3 separate regions of the Mus musculus genome follow, and all the other regions are linked to region 2. Evidence: chromatin loops called from intact Hi-C (ENCODE). Cell type or tissue: heart. All regions are shown on one strand.

The links. A loop is a pair of places that touch in the nucleus more often than their neighbours do. Peaks named below come from ENCODE experiments on the same cell type or tissue, not always from the same donor. Only the 100,000 strongest peaks of a DNase experiment are listed, where the experiment ranks them.
Region 1: a loop joins it to region 2, with 6 times the contacts of the local background. A loop is called at or near these places in 20 of 42 quality-filtered maps.
Region 3: a loop joins it to region 2, with 2.3 times the contacts of the local background. A loop is called at or near these places in 2 of 42 quality-filtered maps.

The regions. Positions count from the first base shown.
Region 1 is chr8:121,600,805-121,608,804 of GRCm38, reverse strand. Zcchc14 (zinc finger, CCHC domain containing 14) reads left to right here. Exons shown (of 13, transcript NM_080855.2): 8 at 133-415; 9 at 1,837-1,928; 10 at 2,488-2,618; 11 at 3,315-3,455; 12 at 3,537-4,997; 13 at 6,474-8,000. The coding sequence ends at 6,529. Among named protein-coding and RNA genes, the nearest start is that of Map1lc3b, 14 kb to the right of the region's middle. In heart, CTCF peaks have their summits at 989 (motif pointing left) and 5,764; DNase peaks (open chromatin) are centred at 3,834, 4,804, 5,764, 6,194 and 1 weaker place.
Region 2 is chr8:121,681,383-121,689,382 of GRCm38, reverse strand. No RefSeq gene overlaps it. Among named protein-coding and RNA genes, the nearest start is that of Zcchc14, 33 kb to the right of the region's middle. In heart, no CTCF peak of the experiment used is centred here; a DNase peak (open chromatin) is centred at 3,792; H3K27ac peaks cover 535 bases.
Region 3 is chr8:121,101,126-121,109,125 of GRCm38, reverse strand. Mthfsd (methenyltetrahydrofolate synthetase domain containing) reads left to right here and starts at 789. Exons shown (of 9, transcript NM_001372381.1): 1 at 789-838; 2 at 2,153-2,256; 3 at 3,439-3,552; 4 at 4,621-4,734; 5 at 6,122-6,212; 6 at 7,590-7,702; 7 at 7,882-8,000. The coding sequence starts at 823. In heart, CTCF peaks have their summits at 623 and 4,894 (motif pointing left); DNase peaks (open chromatin) are centred at 755 and 4,885; H3K4me3 peaks cover 2,132 bases; H3K27ac peaks cover 1,468 bases; H3K27me3 peaks cover 2,245 bases.

The DNA.
Region 1 (8,000 bases), 81 kb after region 2:
CCGTGCTATGGGGAGGGACATTGTGGTGGTGGTCGTAGCGCAGGACCCCAGGTGTGCTGTGAGCTGAGCACCAGATGCCAGCTTGGCATACCTCTAAGCTCCTGGTGCCACTCACTGTTCCCTGTCCTTCAGGCCTGTGTGTGGCGTGGCTGGCATCCCATCCTCACAGAGCAGCGCCCAGCACCATCTGCAGCACTCGGCTAGCACATCTGCCTCCCTGCCCCACTGCTCCCACACAGGGGGCACAGGCTCAGCGCTGGCATACCGGACCCAAGTGGACAACTCGCCTACCATCCTTATGCCCTCCAGTCTGCAGACCCCTCAGCCCCAGGAGCAGAATGGGATTTTAGACTGGCTTAGGAAGCTGCGCTTGCACAAGTATTACCCTGTCTTTAAACAGCTCACCATGGAGAAGGTATGTTGGCTACTCAGAGGGTCACACAAGGGGCTTGGTGTTCCTCTAGTAGCCTGTGCCCTGTCCTCATTCCTAGAGGGGCCAAGTAAGGCTTTTAGACGCCATAACATGGAAGAGCTTGGGTGGTGACCATATGGCTTAGTGTCAGAGGGGACCAGAATTTCACTCCCAGCCTGCAGGCAAAGCAAGACTTTATATAGCTTTTAATAGTTTTATAGAGCTTGGAAATGTTTCAGGTCTTGACAAACCAGGAACTCTATGACTTGAAATGGCTCCATCCCTCAAGGTGCGATAGGCCAAAGCTCACTCAGATACCGTTTGCTCCTCTTTAAAGCACCTCCAATACAGCTCATGTCTCAGTGTGGCCAGCTTACAGGGACACAAGCAAGTGGGGCTCAGATAACCAATTGATGCATTTAATGGTCGGACCTGAGGTCATGGAAGAACTGGCCTGCTCAGAGAGCCATGTTTTAGTGGACAGCTTTGACTAGGAATACGTGTTGGCATTTTCTAAGCCTCAGTGCCTAAGCCAAGGGATTCCTGCACAAGGTATTTGAAGTCTCCCCCTGCTGGACAGGATGACTCTTAACAGCTCCACCCATCTAAAACTCCACTTGTTTGTTAAACCTGGAGATGGAGCTTTGTAGACATTGGGAAGTGCTTGAGATGCCGCTGCTCAGGGCCGTAAATATTAACGACAAGAGATTTTCTTCCTACCATTTGTCATAATGAGTTTGCACTCATTTCTACTCAGCGTTATGGTGAGGGGACTGAGTCCTGCAGCTGGCTGTAATGTGGTAAGCCAGATGTATGGCCAGTTGTTGGGGTGTCAGGCCTGTGAGTTCACCATTTCATCTGGATAATTCTGCCTTCCTAGATTTCTTGGGTCCTCACCAAACTGAAGGTGATTTGCTGGGGGGGGGGGGGATCTTCCAGGTCTTAAGCCAAGTAACTGTGCTCTGTTCCAGTGTGCGGAGGCTGGCGGACACCAAGTCTCCAGGGGCAGGGACAGCCTTCAACTGTAAATGTCTAGTGTTAGAACTGCATCCCTAAGCCGGGCGGTGGTGGCGCACACCTTTAATCCCAGCACTTGGGAGGCAGAGGCAGGAGGATTTCTGAGTTCGAGGCCAGCCTGGTCTACAGAGTGAGTTTCAGGACAGCCAGGGCTACAGAGAAACACTGTCTTGAAAAAAAAAAAAAAAGAAAAAAGAACTGGATCCCTGCCTAGTGACTGGGCTGCAGGGTGCCTGTCAGCTATCCTGTGAGGTGCAGACAGAGGCCACAGCTTCTGAGAGCCGTGGGAAGCAGTGTCGTGTCCTTGCTTTTGTGTGCTATCCCTTTGATCTGTTCCCCTCTGAGACCCCATGAGCTTCAGAGTCCTGGTGGTCATCTCGGTTACTGTCTTGTTTCTCCTCTGCAAGTTCCTGAGCCTCACGGAAGAAGACCTGAATAAATTTGAGTCCCTCACCATGGGAGCAAAGAAGAAACTCAAGACTCAGCTGGAGCTCGAGAAGTAAGCATGCTGTCAATCATCTGATGCATGCTGGGGGGCGGGGCGAGCTCGAGAAGTAAGCATGCTGTCAATCATCTGATGCATGCTGGGGAGGAGGTACACACCTTCAGTCCCAGCACTCAGGAGGCAGATCTCGTGTTCGAGGCCAGCCTGGTTTACAGAATGAGTTTTAGGACAGCCTGAACTATACAGAGAAACTCTGTCTCGAAAAACCAAAAAAGAAAGAAAAGGAAGGAAGGAATTAATTCTCTGCTGTGTGCTTTGCTGGGTGTGGCCACAGTGCGCTCCTAGTGCTTAGGCCAGAGATTGGGGGGTTGAGTTTGAGGTAGCTTGGGCTACATAGTGAGACTGTCTCAAAACACCAAATGGACATGGAATGAACTGTATTCATTTTAATTTCTCATGTGCCAAGCAGTGTTAGAACCTGCAGGTTTTTAAATGCCAGTGTCCGGGTTACTTTATTTTTTACCCAGTTCTCAGGGGGCATTCAGCACCACAAGGGTAGCTCCGGCCTCTGAAACCCTCTGGGAGACTCATGCACTACGCTTGTCATTCACAGGGAGAAGTCAGAGAGACGGTGCCTCAACTCCTCGGCCCCATCCTTGGTCACCAGCAGCGGAGTGGCTCGAGTCACCCCCACCAGCCACGTGGGGCCTGTGCAGCCTGGGCGTAGTAGCAGCCACGCTTCAGGTGTGTGAGGCCTTGTGTCCAGATGTGTGGTGGGTATACAGCTGTGGTATGGTGGGGTTTTGACTTTAGAAGAATTTAGACTTCCCAATCACTCTTGTTTTATATTTACAGGTTTTAAAAGATATTTTATGACTCAATAGTGTCTAGTACAGGCAAGTAACTGTACAGAAGGCCGTGGGTGCCAGCCACTAGTGCCTGGCCTAAGGTTATTGGGGCAGCAGTGTTAGATCCTGAACGCTTATGCTCCCGTCCTTCATGTGCTCGCCCATCCTGCAGGAAGCACTGAGCTCTGCTCTGCTCATCCTCAAGACGAGCAGCGCAGTGCAGCCTGGGAAGGAACCAGTGTGCACCAGACAGTGCTGTGGGGCTGGAGAGGTGGCTTAGTGGTAAAGAGCACTGGCTGCTCTTCTAGAGTTCGGTTCCCAGCACCCATATGGCAGTTCACAACTGCCTGTAACTTCAGTTCCAGAGGATCCAGTATCTTCGCACAAGCATAAATGCAGGAAAAACAAATGTATTTGAAATAAAAGTAAATTTTAAAAAAGAAAAAAAGAAGTGCCCTCTTTGACGTGTCACCTAACGTACCACCTTGAGTGCTTGGTGCAGTTTTCAGATTCTTGAAGCTTGGTCTGACTTTGGCCAGGCCCTGCTTCCTAGTGTCCACGTGGTGCTGACCTCTGCCTGCCTTCTCCACAGAGCTGCGGGTGGAGGTGGAGCCGCCGGCTCACCAGCTGCCCCGAGAGGGCAGCTCCTCCGAGTACTCCAGCTCCTCCTCCAGCCCCATGGGTGTGCAGGTTCGCGAGGAGAGCTCAGACAGCGCCGAGGAGAGCGACAGACGTAAGATCCTTGTGCTGGGGCCTGGGGCCTACCCACCCACAGAGCCTGCAGTACCCTGCTAACAGTCTTCCCTGTCCTCAGGTGTGGACATCCATGTCGAGGGGACTGAGAAGGAGAAGCCCGTGATGCTGCTGGCTCACTTTCCGTCCAGCTCTGCGAGACCCACGGCCCAGGTTCTGCCTGTGCAGAACGAGACCGGCTCCAGCCCTGCCGCTCACCACCCTCTGCCCCCGCAGCTCATGCCTGCAGCCTCCCACCTGGCGCCTGTCCGCATGCTGAACTCCGTGCACAAGTCAGACAGGGGCGGAGCGGACGTGAAGCTCCTCTCGTCGTCTGTCCACTCCCTTCTGTCTCTGGAGGAAAGGAACAAGGGCCCTGGTCCTAGAAGTGGCACGAAGGTGGACAAGAGCTTTGGTGGTGCTGTGCTGGACCCACTGCCCTCGGCAGCACCCCATCCACCAGGGCAGGGCCTCTCGGGCCTTGTAGAGAACAACGCGGTGTCACCTACCGTCTCCTTTGGTCCCCGGGCCAAAGTTGTGCATGCAGCCACACTGGACAGGGTGCTGAAGACAGCACAGCAGCCAGCCTTGACTGTAGAGAGCAGCTCAGCTACCACAGGGACACCGAGCACCGTCCTGCATGTGGCCCGGCCACCCATCAAGCTGCTGCTGGCTTCCTCTGTGCCCGCGGATGCTGCCATCGCCGGGCAGACTTCTTGTCCCAACAACGGGCAGATCAGCGTGCCCCCTGCAATAATGAACCCCCGGACTGCTCTGTACACAGCCAACACCAAAGTTGCCTTCTCTGCGGTGAGCAGTGTGCCTGTGGGCCCACTGCAGGGCAGCTTCTGCGCCAATAGCAACACTGCCTCCCCCAGCAGCCACCCCTCCACTTCTTTTGCGAGCATGGCCTCTCTACCCAGTTGCCCAGCCCCCAGCTCCAGTCCCGCCCTCTCTTCTGTCCCCGAAAGCAGCTTCTACAGTGGCGGTGCTGGCAGCAGCTCCCCAGGAAACATTCCTGCCTCAAGCCAGAGCCACCACCATCACCACCACCATCAGCAGCCCCCCGCACCCCCCCAGCCTGCACCGCCCCCACCTGGCTGCATTGTCTGCACGTCCTGTGGGTGCAGTGGCAGCTGTGGCTCCAACGGCCTGACGGTCAGCTATGCCAACTACTTCCAGCACCCGTTCTCAGGGCCGTCCGTGCTCACCTTCCCTTTCTTGCCCTTCAGTCCCATGTGTGGCAATGGCTATGTCAGTACCCAGCAGTATGGTGGTGGCTCTGCCTTTCCTGTGGTACACACACCCTACAATGGCAGCGTGACTCCAGACCCCGTCCTAGGTGGGCAGTCCACGTTTGCAGTGCCACCCATGCAGAACTTCATGGCTGGGACGGCGGGGGTGTACCAAGCCCAAGGCCTGGTGGGCAGCACCAATGGCTCCAGTCACAAAAAGAGTGGGAATCTGTCCTGTTACAACTGTGGGGCCACTGGCCACCGAGCCCAGGACTGCAAGCAGCCGTCCATGGACTTCAACCGGCAAGGTAAACAGGTCAGGGGGAGCCACGTCCTCCTTGCTCTGTGGCTTGTGGCTCCTGAGAGAAGGAAGCAGGAAACTTGCTTTGTTTTGTTCTTTAAAATGATTTTTATTCACACAGTTTTTTTTTTTTTTTTTTTTTAAGATTTATTTATTTATTATTATATGTACGTATACCGTAGCTGTCTTCAGATGCACCAGAAGAGGGTGTCAGACCTCATCACGGGTGGTTGTGAGCCACCATGTGGTTGCTGGGATTTGAACTCAGGACCTTCGGAAGAGCAGTCAGTGCTCTTACCCGCTGAGCCACCTTTCCAGCCCCCACAGTTTTTTTTTAAAGACATTTATTTATTTTATATATGTGAGTACATTGTGTAGCTATCTTCAGACACACCAGAAGAGAGCATCAGATCCCATTACAGATGGTTGTGAGCCATCATGTGGTTGCTGGGAATTGAACTCAGAACCCCTGGAAGAGCAGCCAGTGCTCTTAACCGCTGAGCCATCTCTCCAGCCCCAATAAACTTGTTTTTAAAGGCAACTTATTTAAAGAAACCCAGGCTTCTTCTGTACCCATGTTGGGCCATTCACAACTGCCTGTGGTTTTAGATCTAGGGAATCCACTGCCCTCTCCTGGCCCTCTGTACACACCTTAAAACAAGAACCCCAGATGCTCTACCCAAACACAAGAAGCTGGGTGCAGCCAGCGCTTGCTGCCACCTCCTGGAAGATCTGTAACACTTAAGGATTTAGCCATGAGATAAGGAATCCCTAGCTAGCATAGCCCCCTCTGTTGGTCTGTCCGTTGAGTGCAGCTGTGTGCCTGTGTCGGGCTGTGTCCTGCTGACTGACTGGCTGCTGCTTCCTTCCAGTGTTTGTTTCCTGTAGTTTGTGTTATCAAGTTGAAATGCCTACTATATGATGCCAGGTTTATTCTTTTGTTTCATTGTCTGGTCTCAGCCTCCAGAATGCTGGGATGATTAACACGTCACACCCCAGGTTCACCATGGTCAGGACAGTTGGTCCCACTCTGCCCAGCTCTGGGTTCCCAGCACCTCCATCTCTGGTTGTGCAGTTTCCCATTGATCCTCACCACCTGCAGAGCTTTTGAAGCCCAGTCAATACCTGTGGCCGGAGAATGCAGTCGTGGTGCAGGTTGCCGCATCCCTTCCCAGTGCCGGCCTGCATCTGCTCGGTCCAGGCCCTCCCTGCCCCTGGGTGTTGCCAGCTTGAGTGTGAGGTCTATGCCCAGAGAAAGATTCAAGGCACTGAGAAGTGGTCAGTGGTGCTCTGTCGGTCACTTCCCCCAGAAGGTCTCGTACCCGTGGCATGCGGCTGTGCGAGGGCGTGGTCAGTCCTGAGTGGCATCTCAGAGCAGGTGGGCGGTGTGTGCACTTTTGTGATTGACTCAGGCTTCACCCTCTTCTCTCTCTCTTTCTCTCTCTCTCTCTCTCTCTCTCTCTCTCTCTCTCGTTCTCTCCAGGAACTTTTAGGTTGAAATACGCCCCTCCAGCAGAAAGTCTGGACTCCACGGACTGATCCTTTTTTTTTTTTTTTGGCAACAGAACATTTTATTAAGCCATGAAAAATCACATAGAGAACTGAAGTCAAGTTGCTGTGGCGCCATGGAGACCTAAGGAAACCACAGAGAGCTGAAGTCGAGTGGCTGTGGAGCTTAATGTTTTTAACCCAAAGGTGCTTTACTTAACTATACTGGAGAGAGTCTAGTGTGCAAGTTCGTCAAACTCGATTTCATTGCCAAATTCCTAGTCTTGGAGCTTGGTCCAAGGATTGCCTAGTGGACAGCGCTATGGCATATCGTGGCCGTCACACCATCGCTGCAGCGTGAAGACCTGTCTCCTGAAGCTCGGTGGTCCTTCTAGGCTCACGTAATTCCAGGGCAGCTATGCACGACCTGAGTCAAGACTGCAGGTCGGGGTTCTCTCAAGTCCCCCAGTCGGATCCGGGACCCCTTTCTGGGCTAGGAAGCGCCCGCTGGATTTTGCTGTTTCCTAAAGTAGGAGCCTCCTCTCTGGCTTCTTAAGGATTGCACTACCTGACACAGGCCTCTGCGGTCTGGGAGGCAGACTCTGCTGGGACCCGACAATGTAGGGGACTCCCATCGGTGGGCATTGGAGTTGGCACCAGCAGGCTGCTCCGCCAAATACACCCCGAAGTCGATTGCAGGGTGTTCTGTAGACACTTGGAGCAGTTCCAGGTTTTTAATATCTTTTTCTGTAAACAGATTTACACGATATAGTAAATAAGTCATAGCGCACTCTCGACAACTTCATCTGTAAGGGTCCAGGTCCCAGGGGTCCGTTACCGACCGAGGCTGGAGACCACCCCTCCCGCTGGAGGCTTTGAGCCTGCTCTCTCCAAACAAGAACCAACTCTTGAAGACTGGGGGATGACTCGGCTTTGTGGGTTGGCTGTGACTGACGCGCCTCATTCTTCCGGAAGCTGGCAAGCTGTTGTCTCAAATGGCTTCCCCAGGACCCCAGCCCCAGAGCTCACTGCTGATGGATTCAGACTTGACACAGACATCCAGCAGTAATGCAGACCTGTGATTCATGAACAAAAGACTGGAAACTGTCGGCTTCTTTTGTATTAGGCTATGTGTTGATTGTTAATTCCGTTAAAATTGCCTGGAAAACTTCAGTAGAGAGATGCAAGACTCCTCCTCGAAACCGCTCACCAGTTGCAGTCCAGACCGGGGTGGGGGTGGGTCCTCACTCCTCAGCATGGTGTAAACGTTCGACACACCACAGCGGAGGCATAAGGGACTTAAACCTCCCTCCGAGGTTAAAGGGAATTTTATGCTCAAATAACATTATAATGCTAAAGCCTTCGGTATTAGAAAATCGATGGTAATATTCTGCCAAGGATTTTCCAGCCTCCTCCTCATGGAGAAGAAAAATCATAGTCCTTAAACATTCTTCAGACGGGACAGTCACCCTCATACAGAATTAGTGTAAATCACAAAATGCCCCAGAACTGGAGGCGTTGT
Region 2 (8,000 bases):
AGCCAAGTCTCCATGAACAGCAGACCCTGTACAAGCTGAGCTGGACCCTAAGAGGCACTGAGGTGATGGTTGTGTGTTGCTCTGGGTGGTTGCATTTGTGGGTACATTAGCAGCACACCTACCCCCCCCCCCAGCTCCTAGCGCATGAGCAAATGTCCTGTGGCTTTCTCCCTTACACACCCATCTACTCACAAGCACAGAGGGCATGCAGATGCCAGAGGCTGTGGGTTTCCCTTCACTGAGAGGATCCCTGCCTTCTAACATGACATTCGTGAGTCTTCTGCTTCTAGCCACTCTTGTTAGCAGGGTGTGATATGATTGTGGGGGGCGACCGCCTGTCTTCTTTTCTGAGGCTGGGTCACTGGTTCGCACAAACTGGATTGAATCTGAAAATTAACCCCCAGCTTCCTGGCCGGTTGTCTAAGGAATCTTGTGGGGTGAGGAGGCAGATCTGGGTTCTCCAGTCAGGCAGCAGGTCCTGCTCTTGTGGTGACTGCTGGGGGGTGGGGCGGGTCTTAGAGGTGAGCAGCCTGCCTGAGACCTCTGCCTCCTGTAGGCAGGTTTCCTTGCCATCAGAGACACACACTCTGAAGAACTGAGAAGCGACTTCTGGGGAAGTCGCCTTGCTGGGACCTCTGACAGCTTTAGCAGAGGGGAGGTTTTCCATGACTTAAGCTGGGGGAGGGGTTACTGTCTTTTCTGTCCTCAAATGGGGGATGGGAGAAGGTTAGTGGGTGAGGCAGATCATGCGGAGGGAGATGGGGAGGCTCTTTAATGAAGCAGAGAGCAGTTAGCAGCCATCTTGGTCCAACATACTGGTCTCATCCGGGTTTGCATGATCTCCTGTCCTTCCTGTTTGAGCAGCAGTTGCAGCTGCATGGGGCTTTGCTGACATGATAGTGCTTCACTGTCCCCATCAAGACACGATGACTGTGAATTTGCCTCTTCCCTCCCCCCTCCCCAGCCCCTCCCCCCCCAGACAGGGCCTCACTGTGTAGCCCTTGCTGGCCTGAAACTCACTATGTAGGCTGGGCTAGACTGACAGAGATCTACCTGCTTCTGCCTTCTGATTACAGGCGTGAGCCACCGCGCCTGGCTGAATTAGCCCCTTGTGTTTCCTGTGCTAAATTAGCCTAATTCAGTTCTAGACAGCTTCATGAATAGATTTAAACAAAGTCCAGCAGCTAACAGGTCCTTAATGCTGGAAGGTGGGGGTGGAGGGGTTCCACCCCAGGTCTCTCTGATGGTAACTATGAGCCCAGGCCTCCTGGGTAGAAATCTACCATCATCAAGGCCTCCACCAGTCCCTGGGAGCCTGGGGCTCCTCATAGCCCTGTTGCCATGGCAACAGCAGACAATGGTTTCTGTGGAGTTCGGTTCTAAAAATAATTTCTAGATCGGTCAGGGTGAGGTGGGCTCTGCTGGCAGGTTCTAATGCCACAACAGGGAAGGGGAAATGAGATCCTAGCCTGGGAGATTGGCTCAGGCTCTGCCCTGGCCGGCTGGGCCTTTTTATCCTGAAGCAGCTAGAGTTGGCTTTCAGGGATGCAGCTGGCAGATCAGAAGAGGCCGCCTGGAGCGCTGTGAGGGTGCACCAGCTCAACCTGGAGGCTGAATAAAATGCTGACCAGGTATTCTACAGGCCTCCTAAGGAGGACCTTTCTGTGGCTCAGCACAAGCTCCAGATGTCATAGGGCAACTGCAGAATCAGTTCGAGAGAGAGATGGGCAGAGCAGTCTAGTGCTCGGGATCTGAGAGGTGGGCAGAGCCCATCCCGTGCCCCTGAGAGGTGGGCAGAGCCGCTCCGTGCCTGGGTTCTGAGCGCGCAGGGAGGAAGCAGCTCAGAGAAAAGATGGAAAAAAGGTCTCTGGGTAGAGAACTTGCTCAACATGCACAACGTCCTGTGTTCCATCCCCAGCACCATACGGATGTGGGATGTGGTGGCACACCCTGCATCCTAGCACTGCGGGGGCGGGGGGCGGGGAGGGGGGGAAGGCCACAAGTTGAAGGTCATCCTCTAATAGACAGTTTGACCCCATCTAATAAATAAATAAATAAATAAATAAATAAATAAATAAAAAAGGCAAGAGATTAGAGAGGCGGCTCAGTGGTTAAGAGCACTAACTGTTCTTCCAAATGACCTGGGCTCAATTTGCAGCACCCACATGGTAATTCACAAATATCAGTAACTCCAATTCCAGGGGATCCAATGACCTCTTTTGGGCTCTGTGGGCACCAGGCATGAGTGTGGCACACAGATGTACATTCAGACAAAGCACACACACACACACACACACACACACACACACACACAAAGGCAAGCCCTGTGTTTTCCTCAGATACTTAGGGGAGGCCAATCACTGCTGGTCTTTACAGCTTGGTCTCTGCTTTGACAGCTGAGTGTAGCTACATGAGCCCTGACCTCTGAGAAGGTCAAATGTCAAGTGTCATAAGCGACTCATAACTGATCGCTGAGGAAGTCTCCATCCTCTCAAGGCTTTGTGTTTGTGTGTGTGTGTGTGTCTGTGTGTGTGTGTGTGTGTCTGTGTGTGTGTGTGTGTGTGTGTCTGTGTATGTGTGTGTGTCTGTCTTGAGAAGGGATTCTGACACTGCTGCTGTCACTTGGTTGTGAGCTTGGTGACAGCGCCCTTGTTAGCCCAAGCAGTCTGAAGACCCAGAAGGCAGAGATGACCTTGATGTGGGTGGGAGTGTACATGGCTGGCGGATCCCAGAGACTCCTGAGTTTTCCCTCAAGTTTTTCTTTTCCAAATAGCAGGAACATTTTCTTAAAATGGCAACAGTGGATTCGTGGAGATGTCTCAGTGAGCAATGGCCCTTGCTGCACCAGCGCAATGACCTGGGTTCCATCCCCAGATTCCACGGTAGAAGAGAGCTCTCATCAGTGGTCCTCTGACCTCTGAATGAAAAGAAGAAACAGAAAAGGAAGGACACGACCATCCCCAGGTGTGCTGGGGGAGAAAGTTTATTGTTGATAAAAGGGAGAACATAGCCAGAGGCAGGAACATCTGGGAGAGGCCAGAGTGGATGTGACCCTAAAGCATGTGAGGAGAGGGGGGAGGGGAAGGAAGAGAGAAGAGCCAGAGACCAGGAGGCCAGGAGAATCATCATACATAAAAGGCCCGGATAACCAAAATGGTTGGATTATACAGGGAAGGGCAGCCCAGCTCCTGGGCTGGAGAGTTTAGTGTAATGGTATAACAGGAAGGGACTGAGGGATGCTGGGAGAATCTGGCAGCCAGGTCCACTTTGATGTGTTATAGGCACCTCAGCCATTTGTCATTGATTTTGAGGCCTTATCATGCACACATACACAAAGATGATTTGTAAGTTTAAAAAAAAAAAAATCAGCTGTGGTCGCCCACACCTGCAATCCCAGGACTTGGATGAGTAGAAGCAGAAGGATCAGGAATTCAAGCCTTCAGCTAGGTAAGGAGCTTGCGGCCAGTCTGGGCTACATGAAACTCTGTTACAAGAGAAACAAACAGCAGCAGCAGCAGCAGCAACAACAACAAAAAGCACAACAGAAACAAAGAAACAAAACCTTCCCACACCTGGGGGTTAGGAGGCAGCCAGGCTGAAGAAGCCTAGGCTAGACCCACAAGCTAGAACCATGGACAAGGTGATAGATGGATATGCAGGTCCAAACTTGGAATTAGGATGCACAAGGGTCAGATGAGGCCACGAGGTAGGGCCCTCAGCGTGAGGTTAGTGCCCTTGTAACAGAGGGCACCAGGGGGCGCTCTCTGTCTCCTTCTCGTCATCTGGACCTTAAGTGAAGGTGACAATGGACATACCAGGAAGGACCCTTACCAGCCTAGTCATGCTACCCCTGAGGCAGGTTGATAACTCCAGGCTGGGAAGCTGGGCTGGCTAACCTTACTGAGGCTGGTTGGGCCATAGGTCATCTCCAAATGACCACTGAGGCCAGGGTGACAATGCACTATGACAGGTCACCTCTGTGGGAAGAGGAAGAGAGTGGGTGAGCTGGGGGCTCAGGAGAGCAAGCCCTATTGTCCCTCCATCTACACAGAGGCTCTAACCTCCTCCCCTATCAAGAGCTCCAATCTGGGTTTCCTTCACCACAGTCTGGGTGGGCCTTGACAGTGACAGAGGTGGCGCTATGTGGCATCGCAGGATTGGTCATAGGAGGGGATGTCCCAGCCACCACGGATGAAGTGGTTTGTTCGGCAGTAATCACTAGCAGAAATGGGGGATGAGAAAGGGGAGGAGAGGCCGCTCTGTCAGAGCCTCTCTTTCTGGAAGTGAGAAAGGATGAGAGACAGGGGGATCACTGTTACTGTGACCCTGCTGTGCCAGAGCCAGAGCAGGGCCCGGCCATCCGAGGGGGTGGGGGGTGTCTCTGCCCTGTAAACATGAAGGACCCAAACTCAACCTCAGGAGATGCTGAGAGAGAAGCTAAGGGACTGGAACAGGTGAGGCCATGAAGGGCTTTCCAGACTCTTTACCCAGGTAGACAGCGCCTAGGGCCCCATTCCTGCACCAGTGCTGGCTTTTCCTAGATATCACTCTGGAGATGTGGCTCTGAGAGACACTCTGCTTTTGTTTTATCACGTGAGATTGTGTGTGTGTGTGTGTGTGTGTCCGCACATGTGCGTATGCGTGCATGCATTCAAAGTATTGGTAACTGTCGTCCTGAAAGCTTACTGCCTCAGCCTGCTCTCAGTCTGCTAACCTAGGCCTAGTCCTGGAAGCGTCTAGCCTCTGTATAATTTAGTGTAGGCCTAGAATGTTTCCAGCCTCTGAGATGCTGAGTAAGTTCACCCTTTCTAGTTCTTTCTGAGTGCTGCCTGGCTGGCTCAACTCAGCTGTTCTGGTTCAAACTCTTCTCCAAGCTGACTGATTCTCTTTTCCCTCAGCCCTTCCTCAGTTGCTCTACTTCACCTCAAAATAAGTTTAGCAATCTGTTCTAATCTTCTGGCTCCTTCTCATTTTCTGGCTCCTGCTGTCTTCACCTGTGTCTAGCTTGTTCTCTCTCTCTGCATCCTGTCTTTGTACAACTGTCTCAGTAAAACTGCCTCCTCCTCCTCCTCCTCCTCTTTCTCTTCCTCCTTCTCTCCCCCCCTTTTCTCTCTCTCTCTGCCTCTTTTCCTCTTTGTTCTCCTGTGAGTTGGACATATCCTATCTCTGACTCATTCTATAAATCTTTCTCCGAGTCGTCACTTTGTCTGCCACTCAGTCAGACATCACTTTCAAACATGGCTGCTCCCCTCTACGCAAACCCCAAACCTTCATTGTTTGGGATTACAGGTGAGTACTAAAGCTGTGTCTGTATTCCAGTCACACTGAGCCACACCAGGACGAGAAACTGCTTTTTCAGCAAATAATACAATCTTCAGGGTACACAGTGTGATCAAATATCCTGCAACACGTGTGCATATGTGAGCACATATGAGTGTGTGTGCCTGTGTGCACACGTGTGTGCATGCACATGCATGTGTGCATATGTGTGTGTGCACTTTCATGTGTGTGTGTGTGAACATGCATGTGCCTGAGTGCATGCATGTAAAGGCCAGATGTCAAGGTTGGATGTGTTTCTCAGACTTTCCCCGCCTTGTTTTGTGAGACTGATTTGGCTAGGCTGGGCAGTCGGAGAACCCTGGAAATTCTCCTGTCTCCACCACCACAGAGTGGTTCTGGGAATCTGATCTCCCACTCATGCTGGCACAGCAAGTCTGTTGCCAGCTGAGTCAGCTCTGGGTCCCTTCTGGCCAGTGGTTTTGCTGGGCAACCCTGTCTTCCCACAAGAATGGTGATTCTTGTCAGATTCTTGTTTCAAGGGACTCTGGCCCCAGGGGATAAATTGAGAATGGCCCTGCTCTTCTAGATCCTGGGAGCAGTCATCTCTGGCTAAACTGTTGTTAGGAGCACACCTGTGAGCTGTGTGGGCTCCTGGCTTCCTTGTGGGAAGACTTGAAACTCCCAGTCCATTCCGCTACTGGTTTTCTGACCTCTCGGGCTTGCTTTCTTTAGGAGTGGGTTTGGGCAGATTCCACGTGTGGTTTCCCCACTCCCCTGCCTCCGTCTGCTGAGGCACATTCCTGCCATCACCCTCTCCATCTGCTTACCTCGGTGCCTCCCTCAATTCCCTTGGAATCCCTCTCCTGTTTCTCTCTCCTCACATGAGTTTCTGGGTCTTGACTCTCAGAGCTACAAATGACAGATGGTTGGGCCAAAACCAGTCTGGACATATAACTGCATGCTTGCCTTGCGTGCAGGAAGCCATGGGTTCCGTCCCCAGCACTCAACCAGGACGTGATGATATAAGGCTGGGCTCTAACAGAAGCACTTAGGAGGTGGCAGCAGAGGGTTCAAAGTTCAAGGTCATCCTCAATTGTACCTGGGCTTGAGGATAGTATGGGCTTCCATGAAACTTGCCTCAAAACAGACAACAACAAATAAAACCCAGCAATAACAACGACGACAACTGGGGGCTGGAGAGACGGCTTAGCTGTTCAGAGGACGGAGAGCAATTACAGAGGGCCAGAGTTTCAGGATCCATAGTAGGTGGCTGAGACTGCCTGGAACTCTAAGTCCAGGGGCATCTCATGCCCTTGACCTTGACAAGAATCTGTATTCAGGTGCACACACCCATGTGTAGACCCACAAATATACACACACATAATTAACAAGTGAAAATTAGTCACCAGGTATGGTGATGCATACACAAACTCTATCTATCTATCTATCTATCTATCTATCTATCTATCTTCTATCTATACACACACACATACACACACACACACACACACACACACACACACACACACCTTCCTATACCAGCTGTACTGGCTGTTTTTCTGTGTCAACTTGACATAAGCTGAAGTTATCACAGAGAAAGGAGCTTCAGGTGAGGAAATGCCTCCACAAGATCCAGCTGTAAGGCATTTTCTCAATTAGTGATCAAGGGTGGGAGGGATCCCTGGGCTGGTGGTCTTGGGTTCTATAAGAAAGCAGACCGAGCAAGCCATGAGGAGCAAGCCAGTAAGTAACATCCCTCCATGGCCTCTGCATCAGCTCCTGCCTCCAGGTTCCTGCCCTGTGTGAGTCCCAGTCCTGACTTCCTTTGGTGATGAACAGCCATGTGGAAGTGTAAGCCGAATAAACCCTTTCTTTCCCCAACTTGCTTCTTGGTCATGATGTTTTGTGCAGGAATAGAAACCCTGACTAAGACAGCAGAAGAGAATCTTTACTGGATTGCAAAAGCAGCTGAGCAGATACAGGCTGTCCCTGGTCAGAATGGGCTCACTAGGACACTGATCCCACCAGAAGCCCACATGCTTCCTCCACATGGTGGCATAATGGCTGCTGCAGTGCTGGCGTGCGTGCGTGTGTGTGTGTGTGTGTGTGTGTGTGTATGTGTGTGTGTGTGTGTGTGTGTATACACATGGCGATGTCCAAGAACATGGGTGCCTCTTTGTCTGCATCCCTTCCAGTAGGAAGGAAGTTTCGCCCAACACTCCTCACTCTCAGGTTCTATGGGGAGGGAGGGCTCAGCAAGCACGCAGCTCTCAGGTTTTGGATGAGGAAGCCAGCCTGGCCCGAAGAAGTGTGGCAGAGCCTGGGACAGCAAGCTGAGCGTGGCTTAACCTGAATTGTCCTGCCTGACGCTCTCCTGGGCTCTGGGCAGCTTGACAGAAAACACTGAACGCTGTGGTCTGCTGACATGCACTTACCCTGACTCTCTGTTCTGAGGGTTGGAAGTAAGCCGGGGTTGAAGATATGCGTTTCTTTGACTGTGTGTCTGTTGATTCCAGGCGCCTGGTGCCAACCACTGAGCAGGGGGTTGGAGGGATGCAGCCGGCTCTCAGGAACCCCACCAGCAAGCTACTGCAGCCCTGGCCAAATCCCTGGACTCTGTATTCTGAACAGAGGGAGCCGGACACTCTGGCTAAGAATGACTGAGGCGCCAAAGGATTGCTTCAGGCAGAGGAGAGGCATCCACTGAATGGTCCTCTCCC
Region 3 (8,000 bases), 580 kb after region 2:
CCCTCACATCCCCCAATCAGAGGCTAGGATGTGTGGAGCTGAGTGGCCAGTGCAGACTTGTACATCCTTAGCCCAACAGATGCTCCAAATGCACAGTATGCTGACTACAAGCATTGGGAACACACACACACACACACACACACACACACACACAAAATCGACCAAGCTGTCCCTGACTTACAACCCTCTTCATTTCAGGAGTGCCTTTCCTTTATAAACAGTCTTTATTTTTATGTCTAACCACGTGTTCCTGGTACAATTCATGGTACAGAAAAGAAAGTTGGAAACCCTAGATCCACTCCTATAAACAGGTTTCCTTGTTAACCTTGAATTTCAAGGGATGTTTCTATAGGTACTATACATACTCGCACACACACACACAGAGCTTGTGAAGCTCAAAAGACAACTTTCGGGAGTCATTTTTCTCCTTTTACCCTGTGTGGGTCCTGAGAATCGAACTCAAGTTGTCAGGCTTAGCAACAAGCGCCTTTATCTCGCTGAACCATCTCGTCCGCCCTAGAGTGTTATATGTTCCATACGGTATAAATGTATGCGTGTTGTGTGCGTGTGTGTCTCGGGAAATCCTGGGCATCCGCGTTGCAAGGCAGTTCCAGCGGTGACCTCTGGTCCTCTAATGCGTCGGTGCTACTACTGCAGGGAACCCCAAACCCAGAACGGGAGTCCGCCCACTGCACCAACCGCGCGTGCGCGAACCTTGCGGGTCACTAGCTTCAGTGCGCAGGTGCAGCACGAAGCGCTGGCGTCTGGCGTCACTAGCGCGCGGGGACATGCTACGGGGCGTCGCTCGGTGACGTGTTAGCCATGGAGACCCAGGAGGGTGAGGAAGACCGAGGGTGATGGGGAAACCGAGGCTGGGACGGCGCGGTTGTTCCCGTGGTCCGCATGCGTGGGGGAGGACGCGGCTCGGCCTGGTACGGCTGGGACGCCGAGGCTGGCAGCCGGGAGGGAGGATCAGTCCCATCCTCGCCTTGCTTGGCTGGACAGGTTTTAGCCAGCCAGGCTGGGGAGGTCGCGCAGCGGCGGCGAGCACTCGCCCAGCAGGCACCCGGCCCGCGCTGCAAAGCGTTCTCGACAAGTGCACCGGCCGCGAAAGTAGGGAAGGCAACCATTGCTGGTCAGTGGGGTCTGCTGGTGCAAACGCTGTGATACCAGCAGGAGAGAGAGGGAGGAAGGGAGAGAGAGGAGAGAAGTGAAAGAGGAGAGCGAGCGGGAGAGGAAGGGAGGGAGGTGGAGAAGAGAGGAGGGAGAAAGGCCCAGCAAGCCTATGCGGTGACTCACAAGTCCAGTTCCACGGGAAGGGACCCAGTGCCCTCCCGCACCTGCATGCACACCCCGCCGGTTCGGTTGCTGGCGGTGCACATATACAATAAATACATCTTTGTGCTTTGTTTTGTTTTGTTTTCTTCGAGTCAGGGTTCCTCTGTGTAATCCTGGCTGCCCTAGAATTCACTCTGTATTTCAGGCTGGCCTCAAAATTTAGAGATTTAGAGCGCCTCTGCCTCCCAAGAGCTCGGATTAAAGGCTTGCACCAGCTATAAATATCAAGGAAGACAAATGTACTTTCTATACGCCTGCCTTGTGAGGTTTGTAAGGTCATTTGTAAGATTTAACAGTTTAAAGGACATGTTGGGAGTGTGGCTCAGTGATAGTGTTCTTGCTTAGCACACTTAAAGCCCCAGGTGTGACCCACTGGATCACTAACTAGTTCAAAAGATGACCTTCTAGCCAGACCTGGTGGCACACCCGTAACCTCACTATTTGGGGGCTGAAGGAAGAGCACTTAAAGGTTCAAGCCCCATTTTGATCAGAGAGACACCCTGCCTCAAAAAGGTGTGTAGCTCACTCGTAGAGAGCTTGCCTGGGATGCAGGAACCCCTAGCACTGCCGAGGAAAGACTACAGATTGATTTACAGTTGGTTTCAGTGTGTTCCAGCTTCCTAGCAGAAATGAAGGTGCTTCTCTCAACTGGCCAGGGAGCTCGAGGGAAAACTAATACTTTTGGTTATCTTAAGCTGGTCTGACTCGGTCGCAAATTCCTATGCAAGTGGTGTCACAGTGGCAGGTATAGATGTGCCCACGTGCATTATGGGATTGCTTCTTAGCAGTACGTCACAGTCCTTCCTTCTTGTAGGTGTCTCCAAACAAAGCATACGTGAACGGATTTGGGACTACATGGAATCCCATGATATAGCTGACTTTCCCCGACCCGTTCATCACAGGATCCCCAACTTCAAGGTACAGAAGTGTCCCTGGCATTGTTAGAAAGGGATTAGGCTATTTGTGCCAGTGACATAGCTCCACTGCTTTCTGGTGGGACGGATTTGGGGGGCACAGTGTGCGGAGGCAGAGTCCAGAGGGCCTGGAGGACACGTGGTGTTTGGACGGGTCCTACTCCCTTACCCCTTAGGCCATGGTCTCTGCACTGTGGCAGCTCCTGGTGCTTTTCACGGAGCTGGCCTCCCTCAGCCACTTAAGGGGGGCTTGTGAAGCCCACAGAGGGAAGCCCAGCCTTTAGTACCAGCCCTGGGCCTCAGTGTCCTAACTGTTCAAAACATAAGTCAACCCAACTATTGCTGATAGTTTGCATGGAAAATAGCTTGCCTGAAAGAGGCAGTGTAAGCCAGGTGCTGGCTCAGAGGCACCTGGCAGGTGGAGGCAGGGGGTCAGGAGTTTGAGGTCATTCACAGCTACACTGTGAATTGGAGGCCTGACTGGGCTGCAGAAAACTCTGTCTCAGAGGGGGGGTGGTGTTTGAAAAAAACCTGAAGTGCTTTGTCAAGACATACCAAGGCCCTCGTGTGCTTAAAACCAGGTATCCACCAGCACTCTGTGTTGCCAGGACTTTCTTCCTACACTGGCCTCGCTCTGGTCCTGACCGAGTGTGCTGCAGACTGTATAGCCCCTAGAGGCCATCATTCCAAGTAGTTTTGTTTCTGTGATCTGTGGGAAACGGATGGAGTGCAGGAAAGAGGGTACAGGAAGCACAGGGCCAGCTCCTGGTCTCGGGACTGAGTCAGACAAATCAAGGCCTTCGGGGCATCCTTGTCCTTACACAAGCTCCGTTCTTTGTGGAAATCCCGCAGACTCTGCCCTTGGGATTTGGGCTCTCTTCAGAGTTTTCTTCACGTAAGAACTGAGTTCTGGGTTAGCCCCTTCCTACCCTGGGCTCTTTCTGTCTCCTTGGGGGAATCTGGGCGGATGCTGGGCTGTGATGCCCAGGCCAGACCTGGCCCGTCCGTGTCTTCACAGTGACACACAGTCACGTCTACACAGGGTGCTGCTCAGGCTGCGGGGCACCTCCCACACCTGCAAGCTTTCCATGTGGCCAGAACCATTAAAGTCAACCCGGACGCTCCTCAGAGAAACGCCCGCTTCCTGGTGCTGGAGGTAAGGGTGGCACTGTCTCTGCCTAACTAGGGGTCCTACCTGGCTGGCCAGAGCATCAGAGACCTGGAAGTCTTTGCTGGGACACAGGAAGTGAAAGTGGACCCTGATAAGCCCCTGGAAGGTGTCCGATTCCTGGCACTGCAGGTAACTCCTCTTTCCTAAGCTGCCCTCAGTCCTGAAGGCTCAACTTCCATCCCACTGCTGCATGGGTGGGCTCAGTGTATTGAGCTAGACTGAGCCATGACTTCAATTCTCAACAGTCTGTTTCTTTCACTACATTGTTACTCTTCTAGTCCCTGAAACAAAGAAACCTTCTCAGTTAGAAGTCTGATACGAAGTCTCCCATACAGCAGAGTCTGGCCACATCTCAAAGCAAAAGGAGCAACCCAGCATGGACTTACACTGCTTTTTTTTTTTTTTTAACTTTTTTCATTTATTTATTATATATAAGTACACTGTAGCTGTCTTCAGACACTCCAGAAGAGGGCATCAGATTTTGTTACGGATGGTTGTGAGCCACCATGTGGTTGCTGGGATTTGAACTCGGGACCTTTGGAAGAACAGTCGGCGCTCTTAACCACTGAGCCATCTCACCAGCCCCTTACACTGCTTTATAGCATCTCTGTCAGTATGAGAAGAGAACCCGGTGTGCGTTTTAATGCTCCTAGCTCTTAAGCGACTATAACTCCCAAAGCAGGCAGAGTGATTAAAGACAGACCCGCAAAGGTGTCATGGAAGGACACAGTTAATGTAATGTTACGGTAGCTCTGCTGAGCCAAGTCTGCTGCTGTTGGCACTGCATGTCAGGCACGGGGCTTTGGGGATCCCCCTGGAACTGCCAGAGGCCATGGGGATGACTTGCTTGTCTCCCACTGCTGTCACAGCTGTGCAGGACACCTTCCACATGGTCCAGGAAGGAAGGGCAGCGATGTGGGGCTCCCACCCTGTTCCCTAAGCTGATCAGGATTGAGCAGGATTTGGCCCGTGAGACTGCAAGGAGCAGCAAGGAACTGTGGCTGATGGAGGCCACAGGGGACGGACATTCTCCTGTACTGTCACCTGCAGTTCCCTTGAGGCCCTGAGGGGAGCTAGGCAGGAGAAAGGAAGCAGCCTGGGTCTGCTCAGGTGTTCCTTAGCCCGTATCCCTTTCCTCCTGCAGTGGAGAAAGCATGCGCCCGCCCTGTAGTTGACTGACTGTCTTCTCCCTCAAAGAGCAAAAAAACACTGCTGGTCCCAACACCACGACTGCGAACAGGGCTGTTTAACAAGATCACGCCACCCCCTGGAGCCACCAAAGACATTCTGAGGAAATGTGCCACCTCCCAGGTGAGTGCTGGAAACCCCACCTCAGGGGCTGTGCTTGTGGGTCAGTGTACACTGTAGAGTAGAACACCTCGGAGCAAAGCCATGAGAGCAGACAGGGTCAGCAGCTCCATCCGAGCAGTAGATCCCAGTATTGGGGACTCTGGCGCCCTCTTGTGGTGGTTTTGGGGCTGTGCACCTGTGCTTGCTGAAACAGTGATGGTCCCCTCCGCAGAGCAGGCTGGGAAGCAAGCCTCTGTCATTTGGAACCGCTGACAGGAGCCTGATTGCCTGTCACCAGACACTTCACAGTCCTGCTAAACTGGTCTGGAAACACACTCGAGGGATGGAGAGCCAGGGTTCGCGTCTTACATACAATAACACTTGGTGGCTTTTTAAAGAACCACAAACCCTGTGTCATTTCCATATTGTCCCCTGAGTCTCACATGTAGTGGCCGATTGGTTCACTCCTTCCTCATAATTTTTCTTATTGAAAAAGTAGGGTTGTCGGGGCAGTGACCGGTATGTGAATAAAATAACAATAAATAAAATAGACTTAAAAAATTGTCTGCGGCTTACAAAAATGTGCTATAAAGATATAATGTGTGTGCACAGAGGGCTGGATTTGTGAGTGCACATCTGAAATCAGCTGCTGGGCAGGCTGGTGTGTGAGCACTGCTGGTCCAAACCTGCCTTGGCCTCGCAGCAAGACCGTCTCAGAATAAAGATAAAAAGGAAGTGTGTGTGCGCGCACGCGCGCAATAGAGTGCTCCTCACTGGAGCTCTTCTGCAGATGTGTGAGAAGCCATATCCCATCCCATCACTGAGAAAATGGGAAAAAATTTTTAAAAGAAAGACGAGGGAAAGATGAACCGCGGTGCTGGTCAGTCCCAGGCCCACAGCCCAGGCAGGGAGGAGCCTATTCCCATGGCTGCAGAGAGGGACGGCATAGAGGGTGGGTGCCTCGGGCGTGCCCAGCCATGTGCTTTAGACAGACCCACACGTCTCCGACCTGCCTCAGAGGTGCAGTCGCTTCACACTTTATGCAGCGTCTGATGATCTGGACGACTGGCCACACTTGGGAGCCATTTCCAGAAGCAAGAGTGCACAACCACAAGGGGGGACCTGCAGTGTCTAGTCTAAGGTGCCTAACCTGTGGCCTCAAGCATCCTGGTGTCCCTGTGCTGTGACTCACCAGGCTCTGGCCTGCTGGTGTGCCTCCCATTCTGTGCTCCCCAGCATTAGTGCTGTGTGACTCTGTGTGGTCAGCTCCCTCTGGCCGTCTTCCTGGGATAGGGACTGTAGGAGACACCATCTGATTATTCCCGGAACTGGCTGTCCCAGGACACTGCCTCCTGGAGTGTGGTGTGGGACTCGCACCCACTCTGCCGGCTCACGTTTCCCTTCACAGGGTGTGCGGAATTTCAGCGTCCCAGTGGGCTTGGATTCCAGTGTTCTTGTGGATCTAGTTGTGGTGGGATCTGTTGCTGTGTCTGAGAAAGGTAAGCTAGAGACAGGCTGTCTGGATGTTCCTGAAGGCTACCCTGGGCATTCCCCACTTGCCTGTGTCCATGCTGAGAGCCTGACATCAGCCCCTGTGCCGCTCACCTTGCAGGCTTTCTGCTGTTCAGTCAGTCCACATGGCAGGCTGAGTGTGATAGGGATGGGAGGGATCGAGTCTCTCTCACACCTCAACCAACACAGTGTAGAACGTCCTCTCCCAGGCCTGTGTGGAGGCCCGCTCATGGTTGTAGTGATCCCACATTAACTATTAGCAGACTGGTGGTGAACCATAAAATCTCTCTCCTGCCTTTAGTTTTGGTTTTTAAAGATAGAATGTTGCTTAGCCCAGGCTAGCTTACAGTGTCCCTACAGTTTTCTATACTGTATACTCATAGTCATTTTCCCTCATCAGGTTCCCAGGCCTCCTATCCACCTCCCTCCAGACTCCCATGCACATGTGCCACCATGTGGGACAGTGGTTCTCAACTGTGGGTCGTGACCCCTTCGGTGCTTGCTTATCAGATATTTACGTTATGAGTTATAACTGTAGCAAAACCACAGCCATACACATGTACCACTGAGGTAACTGTATGGTTGGGGGTCAGCACAATGTGAGGAACTTTATTAAAGGGCTGCAGGGTAAAGATGGTTGGGGACCTCCTGCCAGTCTCCTGCCTCTCACCTCGCCATGTAGCCTGCATGTACTGTCTGCTGTCCCTCTGTCTCTGTCTCATTCCTCTGCCTGTGCGTTTTCTTCTCTCAGGAGCTCAGGCAGGTCTCAGTCTTAGAGAGTCATCTTAGTGGTGTGCTTGCTCCTGAGTGATGCTGTGGTGGTACCCAGACTCCAGGCGAGGAGAACCCAGGTCCACACTGGAATCCAAAGGCTGCTTGTTCACTGCTGTGGTCCTATGTTCTTCTGCCTGCATGGGCCCACGGCTGTGAAGCCCCACTGCACCCAGCCTCCCCTTTCCATCCGCCTTGCCTTCCCAGGACAGGAAAACCAAACACCTGTCCCTCGAAGTAGAGCTCTCTCCTCTGTCTTCACACACTGACTTCGGTTCTGATGGCAGAACCCCCGCCTTCCTCTGAGCCAGCCTCTTAGTGCTAACGGTAGGTCTGTGCCAGGGCACCTGGCCCTGCCCACTGCTTTTCACGGTGTCTTGCTGTCACGAGAGCCCCTCCAAGTGCCAGCGTGTTCACCGCACAGGGCATCTGAGGCTCCCTCAGTCACTGTGCACTTTCAGCGTTTGGTGCCTGTGGGTTCGTGTTCCGGGACCACCGTGGGTAACGGTGGACAAGAGGAACTCCGGGATCCCATCCTCTCCACAGAGGCCTGACAGGAATCCACTTCCACTGTGCCCCTTCTCCTCCCTCAGGCTGGCGAATTGGGAAAGGGGAAGGCTATGCTGATCTTGAATACGCCATGATGGTGTCAATGGGAGCCGTCCACAAGGGGACACCGGTTGTCACAATTGTCCACGACTGCCAGGTATGTCCTGCGGACCTGTGACAGGTGTCCCTGACATCGGCTCCGGGAGTTGGGGGTCGGGGGAGACACCTGCTCCTCCTCATGCACACCATTAGAGGTATCGAATGGCGATGGGCGATGCGTGGTTCCTGCTGGGCAGGCCCTGCTGTAACCTGACTGTCAACTCCCTCCCTGCCCAGGTCGTAGACATCCCCGAGGCTCTTGTGGAGGACCACGACCTCACAGTTGACTACATCCTCACTCCCACCAGGGTCATCACTACAGGCTGTGCACGCCCAAAGCCAACGGGCATCATGTG